Linked DNA regions of Homo sapiens: region 1 is linked to region 2. A link is a contact called in ENCODE Hi-C or POLR2A ChIA-PET data. All regions are on one chromosome and are shown on one strand. Each heading gives the region's core, a stretch centred on a gene start or an enhancer-like site at or near the end of the contact. The rest is flanking DNA. Distances are from core to core; before and after follow the strand shown. Region 1 overlaps FERMT2 (FERM domain containing kindlin 2). Region 2 overlaps FERMT2 (FERM domain containing kindlin 2).

Region 1 (3,308 bases), core at 673-3,172, 39 kb after region 2:
ATGAATTATGTATATATTTAAAACAGCAATTTTACTTCTACTTCTAGGTGGATACTCGAGAGAAATTCTTGCACACACGTACAAAACTTAGTAAGAAAATACCTACGTGGTAATGGCAATAACATATACAGTTTATGGATATATACACACAGAGATACGTGTGTGTGTGTGTGTGTGTGTGTATGTGTGTGTCTGTGTATTTTACAGTACTGGATACACACTGAACTTATGATAGTAGTTGCTTTGTAAAGGGAAGTTAGGATAATGAGACTCAAGAATTTTACCAGTATTACTTTGACTTCAAGTCATATTTGTCATTTGACAAAATGACAAAATATCAACAATTATTAATTCCAGATAATGGGAATTTGGTATTCTTTGTATTTTTCTCTATTTTAATAATAATAATAAAAACCCTGTTTCACTTTAAAAAAAATTTCAAGGGCATTAGATCAAAAAGGCAATGTGAATCTACCTGTATCTCCCCTCCTACATCCCGAATCCCCTGAAATGACAGCAAAAGATATTTAAAAATTGTAGGCGGGGAGGGAAGATGAACATCCATAACAGTGCTAGGAGACAGGAAACTACAGTAAGAGGGTAAATAATGAGTGATTCTTGAAGACAGAAAAAAGTTGGTATTGGTTTAAGGGAAGCCACAGCCCAAACTAAACACAAGAAATGGGTGAGGATTCAGACTCCTCCAAGCTCCAAGCCTACAGGCATAAGCAGCAGGCAGGGCTCTGGGTTAAGAGGTAGGTAGTCTCAGCACCTCCATACTGTCCACAGGTCAGTGCTTGAGGCATTGTACAGGAGCAGCATTTGCCCACAGGCTCTAGCAGTGAGTGTGGGTGCTGACACCAGCAAGGAAGATTGGGTACTCTGGCGCTAGCCCAACTAAAATATTTTCAAATGTTTTCAGCAATATTTAAAACATTTGAAAATGTTGCAGCATTTGCTCTAAGAGTGAAGCAACCTAACTGATCATTAACAGGGAAATGTGGTTATAAATTATACTTGATCTTAGCCAAAAAGGCCAAGAAGTAATTGGATGTAAATTAATAGTACGTCTATACTCTGAATTACAGCTTAAAAGAATGTATAACACATAGAAAGATCTCTAAGACATTACTAAGTTTAAAAAATACATATAAAATGCTCCTATTTATTAAAAAAAATCCGATATGTATGGACAAATAAATGCATAGAAAATCACCAAACTGTCAAGAATGATTACTTAGGGGAAGGGGGAGCTTACTATGTATGTCTATATTCATTGATTCTTTTACAACAGAGTGTATTTATAAATTACTAGTATAATTTAAAAATTTAACATGAATAAAAAACTGCAGTACTTTATTTGGAATTAAAATATGAGAAGTCACTAAATGTATCTTTAACCAAGAATTTCTCAAATAGGAAAAAATACAGCAGAGTTCTGCACTAGTGGTAGTGACAGCAGTTCACATTTTCTCAGATGGTTGAATACTTCCTGTCATATGACATAACTGGGTCAGCCAAAGTAACCCACATCTCATTTCAGAATGCATAAATAGAAATACTACAGAGATGTTCAAATTGTAGACTGGTGAAGGAAGACAACACTCATAGTCATTTCCTTAGGAGCTGTGTCAGGCCTTCAATGGAGGAAGTGACACAATCTGCCTGAATCACTAAAATCAAATAGTGACTTATGTGAAGGAAACATTGCAAAGCCATGTATGTTCCCCTGAAAATAGTGCCTGTTCCTTTAACCTCTCCATAAAAATAAAGTATTAAATATCAGATACAATTCTAGTAAGGAAAGAATCTCTACTAGGTTCTTCCTGTTCCACCTTAACCCAGCATTTATCTTAATATAAAAACTTTAATGAAGTAGAAATTTCACACACATACATATATACAGATAGTTCAGCCCATGCCCCATCCCTTGGGATAAGCTATGTCAGTCATCGGTCATCTGTACATCACATAACTCGTATTTTAAGAAGAATTTATGTAATACTTACTAAAAGTCTTACAGATGTCAGAAACAGCTTTGAAGACTCTATCAGAGAAATTCACTTTCACCTTCACATACTTCATGTTGGGAAGCTGCAGGCGGAGCAGTTTGTGCTGAGGGGTGAACTGAAGCTTAGCATCTGCCTGAATACCATACTTATCTAAGGTCCAATGTGTCTTCAGAAGCCAAGTTCTCTTCTTTTCCCACCAGAGAGCATGGTCAGACCAATCTTTTTTTACATCTATAAAAAACAAACAATAAACAAATCACTTAAAAATCACCAAGGTGATTTTGAGAAATTAAAAGCAGAAAACTAGATAATTGGGTATTTAACAGCAATAATTAACTACTAAGTTACTGTTATGTGACAGGTACAAAAGAAACATTAACAGCTGAGAAAACACGCTCTGTCCTGAAAAGCCAGTACACAAGGCAGCTGAGGCAGAATATATAGGGCAACTAAGAATGTTTGAGTCAACTACAAAATGGGACACATGGATGACAGAGAAAGTACCCTCTTATTCTCAGAAAACAGAATCCTGAGGGCTAGAATAGGAAGGATTAATAAAGACAAGGAGTTGGTGGGCTTGGAACTCGTCCTATAGGAATGGACAATAACATTCTGATGAGAAACTGAACAGACTGTGGTTTATGAAGTTGCAGAAATGTGTGAAGGTGAATAATGGGTGGTGAAAAGATGGGGAACCAAAGTGAACAGAGACCAATATCCTAGGTGAAGAGGAGGAACAGGGAAAACACCCATGAGAAACACTATAACTTAAGAGAAAGCTCTAAAAATAAAAAAATAAAAAACTACATTCTGGCCACATGTGCTCTCCCAAATAGATCCCCGAAAATGGATCTAAAGTCACACTGCCCAACATTTTTCTCTGAGCACGTTTTGGTACAAGTATAACAGGAAACATTAATATCTGTTCAACTATTTAACAGCCTTATGCAACTAAATGAAACCAAATAAAGAAAAGAATGTAATTTACACAAGATTTAGCTACCCCCAGATAAGGCAGGTCGTAACAATAAACTTGTAGCAGTAAAATCCAACTTCAACTAGTTATTTATTTACTTATGACTAGGATAGGAAGTTGGTTTTTAAAGCTGCAATCAAAGTAAAGACTGCTGGGATCAACTGTATGTTAAACTTACTAAGTGCCAAAAAAAGGGAAAGTGATGTTTCAAAAAACAAAACAAAACAAAACACACACAAAAAGAACAGGCCCAGCGTGGTGGCTCATGCCTGTAATCCCAGAACTTTGGTAGGCTGAGGCTGGAGGATCGCTTGAGCCCA
Region 2 (3,495 bases), core at 660-3,159:
ATTTTTAATAAATATTTTCTTTCCAAGGAAAAACTGAGGAGCTTTGAGCAGATTTATATTTGGGGGTGAGAGGATAATTTTTTTCCTACAAAATAGGATAATTTTTTTCCTACAAAATAGAGAAAAGTACTTAAGTATACCACTGAACTCTTGGAAAAGATAAAAAATCAAACTAAAATGTATTTGTTTTGCTTTCCTAAGTGTCTACTCACTTTCTTCATGGCAAAAATTCTGTCTCGTGAAATGTTACTGGAATTACTATTCCACTTTACTGTTTAAAAATACCTCCCTACCCTTTACCGGAATAAGTCCCATTTACTAGACCTTTCAACTACCTGCAGGGCTGCAAACATCATCATTTCTTCTTCTGTGCATTCAATCTCTTCCAGGAGAATGGCCCATTTGGCCTGCTCGTAAAGCTGATTGATTCTGATTGCATCATACTGCAACAAGAGAAATAGTTCTTTTGTAATATATAACCTTTACCATTGAAAAATTTCAAACTCTGAATATTCAATTGACAAGAAAAATTTAATGCTTTTTTTCCTGGGATCTTAATTTACAAGCAAGAATTTTTATTTACAATCAAGTATTATTAGAAGGATACCTATGGGGTCAGACATGCCTATATATGCCCACATCTAATTTTCCATTAAAAATGACATTAAAATATGACAGAGAATAATTGATTGTACAGTATTAAAAAGTAGATTCTGTATGTTATTTTTCAGGGAAATAACCACTAGACATTATAGCCTTTAACATAAGAAATCTAATTTGATGACATTAAAGTAAGGCGGAACTACCGATTATTTTTCAGTGTTATTACTGCAACTTGCCATACAAACATGTAATCAGAAAGCAAATTATTCTGGGGAACATTTTGTTCACTGTGGAGAAGCATACCCAGATAAAGTGGCAAGTCCTTGGAAACGGCAGTTATTTTAAGTATGCAAAATACAGGGCAAATATACTTGTGGAAAATGTTTACTTATATGTTATTCAATTATCCATTTAATTATATAAATAAAAGTCAATAGTAATGCCTTAAGAATACTGCAGATTGAGTATCCCTTATCCAGAATGCTTGAGACCTTCTGTGTTGAATTTAGAATTTTTATAGATGATGGAATATTCCATTATACCAGTTGAGTGTCCCTAACATAAAAATCCAAAATGAGCATATCCTTTCAGCATCATGTCAGCCCTCAAAAGTCTTAGCTTTTGGAGCATTCTACATTTTCAAATTAGGAATGCTCAACATGTATTTTAGAACGTTGACAAAATACATCTCCATTCCCCTCACAAATGTAACTATTCCCAAAGTAGCTTTGGCTTTACTAAAAGTAGGTATGATGTGGCCTGAAAATGAATTAAAATTATTTTCTATAATTTTATTATAGAGATTTTACTGTTGTATAAAGAATTACTTAAGCATATAATAAAAGAATGTAAACATAACATTAAAATCTAGACTATACTCTAAACATGAAAAGGATGAGAGGGTAGCCAAGAGAGGTTTCTTTCCCCAGGCTGAAAGAGAAGTAAAAGATTCAAACCTCTGTGCCAAGTGTTTTCTACGGGGGAAAAAAGCTCCAGATATTTATGGTAAAGTTAAATCTTACCAGAAAAGTGAAGTACTATGGTAGCAGAGATAATACCAATCATAGTAAAGACAAGTAACAGTGTTTGTCTGTTACAGAGGAAAAAAATGTAGACCTAAGAAAAATTTGGCTGAGCATGGTGGCTCAGGCCGGTAATCCCAGCACTTTGGGAGGCTGAGGCAGGAGGATGGCTTCAGCCCAGGAGTTTTGAGACCAGCTTGGGTGAAATAGTGAGACTCTGTCTCTACAGAAAATAAGAAAGCCAGGTGTGGCTGGGTGAGCCTGTAGTCCCAGCTACTTGGGAGGCGACGTGGGAGAATGGCTTGAGTCCAGGACTTTGAGGTTACAGTGAGCCATGATCATACCACTGCATTCCAGCCTGGAGGACAGAGTGAGACCCTGTCTCAAGAAAAAAACGTTTTTTTGAAGCAACATCTTTTGGCACGTAATTAGTAATCTAAAAGTAATTGAAAAGGTAACCTTTTTGAAACTTTTATTTAAATATAGTTGAAGAGAGGTCTTATATTTTAAAAATGAACTTTGCCAATTCTTTTTTTTGTTTGTTTGAGATGGAGTCTTGCCCTGTTGCCCAGGCCGGAATGCAGTGGCATGATCTCGGCTCACTGCAAGCTCCGTCTTCCAGGTTCAAGTGATTCTCCTGCCTCAGCCTTCCAAGTAGCTGGCATTACCAGCGTGTGCCACCATGCGTGGCTAGTTTTTGTATTTTTAGTAGAGACGGGGTTTCACCATGTTGGCCAGGCTGGTCTTGAATTCCTGACCATGTGATCCGCCCACCTTGGGTTCTCAAAGTGCTGAGATTACAGGCGTTGAGCCACTGCACCCGGCCTAAACTTTGCCAGTTCTATAGTACCAAAAGAGTACCTTTAAAATACAAATCATGACACTCTAAGAGCTTAGAGATTAAAAAAAAGATAAAACCAAATCAGCCAAAAGTTTCATTATCTTAATAACAACAATAAAAAGGTTTAGTTATGCTTCCAACCTACTAAAATAGACTTATTTAAAATACAAATACCTTTGCCTAAAAGTTTGGGTTTTTAATAATTATTCAAGATTTCCTATATACAAATAATTCCTTATTCCACCGACTTCCAAAAACAAACATCCATGTGAACAAAACAAATTAATGGGGAAAAAAAAAAGATCCCTTTAAACCCTCGGTACCTTTGGATTCAAATCAAAAAAGCTGTAATACTTGAATCGGAGCAGCAAGGCCTCATTTTCCTTCACATCTTGTTCCATGAGAGATCTTGAGGAATCAAGCCATCTGGACAAATTAAGAACAGTGGAACAAAACAACACAGAATGAAGACAATATTTCTACCTCTAGCTGGATGAAGAAATTCAATTTTATCTATATCTTAAAACTTACCCTTGGTTGATTTTTGCTTTATCAAGAAGAGCTTGAGGCTTGAACATTTTTGCCAAGATTTCTGGTGACGTGATTGGTTGACTGACAGCAAGTATACCAGGATTGCCTTCTGACAAAGCACTGTCACCAAACCAAGCAGAAGTTGGTGACAAGGGGCTTCCATCATGAGCATCATAAGTGGGGGTCATTGTTTTACTATACAGTCCTGGGCTTGAATATATACTTCCTAATAAGTAACATGAAAAACAGGTAGTAAGTATGCAGTACAGCATCTTATTTTTCAATAATAACACATATTATGATATAAAGCACATTGTGAAACAAAAGTTTTATTCTGAAAGGAAAGCTTAGTATATTATTTTACCTGTTATGAAAACATGTGTAATTAATTCTCCTTGTATAACATTAAAACACGTAATAAAGCCTTAAGAATATAATTAAGTTGGCAGAAATTCTGGGGAAAAAAAATCAGTTCAAGAGAATTAGAAAATAAGGATA

What was found. Hi-C counts contacts between places; a loop is a spot of excess contacts on that map. ChIA-PET counts read pairs that join two places held with the same protein, here RNA polymerase II (POLR2A). Pooled maps may share reads with other maps.
Region 1: a loop to region 2 is called in a map of aorta, with 2.2 times the contacts of the local background. The contact joins two enhancer-like sites. A Hi-C loop is called at or near these places in 9 of 168 maps with a recorded cell type or tissue (IMR-90, MCF 10A, aorta and 6 more) and 11 of 50 pooled maps. POLR2A ChIA-PET finds 5 or more read pairs at or near these places in 10 of 52 experiments (BJ, CD4-positive, alpha-beta T cell, GM12878 and 6 more).

What each region holds. Positions count from the first base shown.
Region 1 is chr14:52,917,114-52,920,421 of GRCh38, forward strand. It overlaps FERMT2 (FERM domain containing kindlin 2), which reads right to left. Exons shown (of 15, transcript NM_006832.3): 3 at 2,010-2,243. All of the region lies in intron 2 of LOC105370500 (a long non-coding RNA gene), which reads left to right. Among named protein-coding and RNA genes, the nearest start is that of FERMT2, 32 kb to the right of the region's middle. RefSeq lists an enhancer at 1,506-1,615. Within about 2 kb of position 1,923, at least 7 of the 41 ENCODE cell types and tissues checked have a DNase peak (open chromatin) inside an H3K27ac peak, as active enhancers do.
Region 2 is chr14:52,878,247-52,881,741 of GRCh38, forward strand. It overlaps FERMT2 (FERM domain containing kindlin 2), which reads right to left. Exons shown (of 15, transcript NM_006832.3): 5 at 2,998-3,223; 6 at 2,790-2,892; 7 at 336-443. All of the region lies in intron 1 of LOC105370500 (a long non-coding RNA gene), which reads left to right. Among named protein-coding and RNA genes, the nearest start is that of FERMT2, 71 kb to the right of the region's middle. Within about 2 kb of position 1,910, at least 2 of the 41 ENCODE cell types and tissues checked have a DNase peak (open chromatin) inside an H3K27ac peak, as active enhancers do.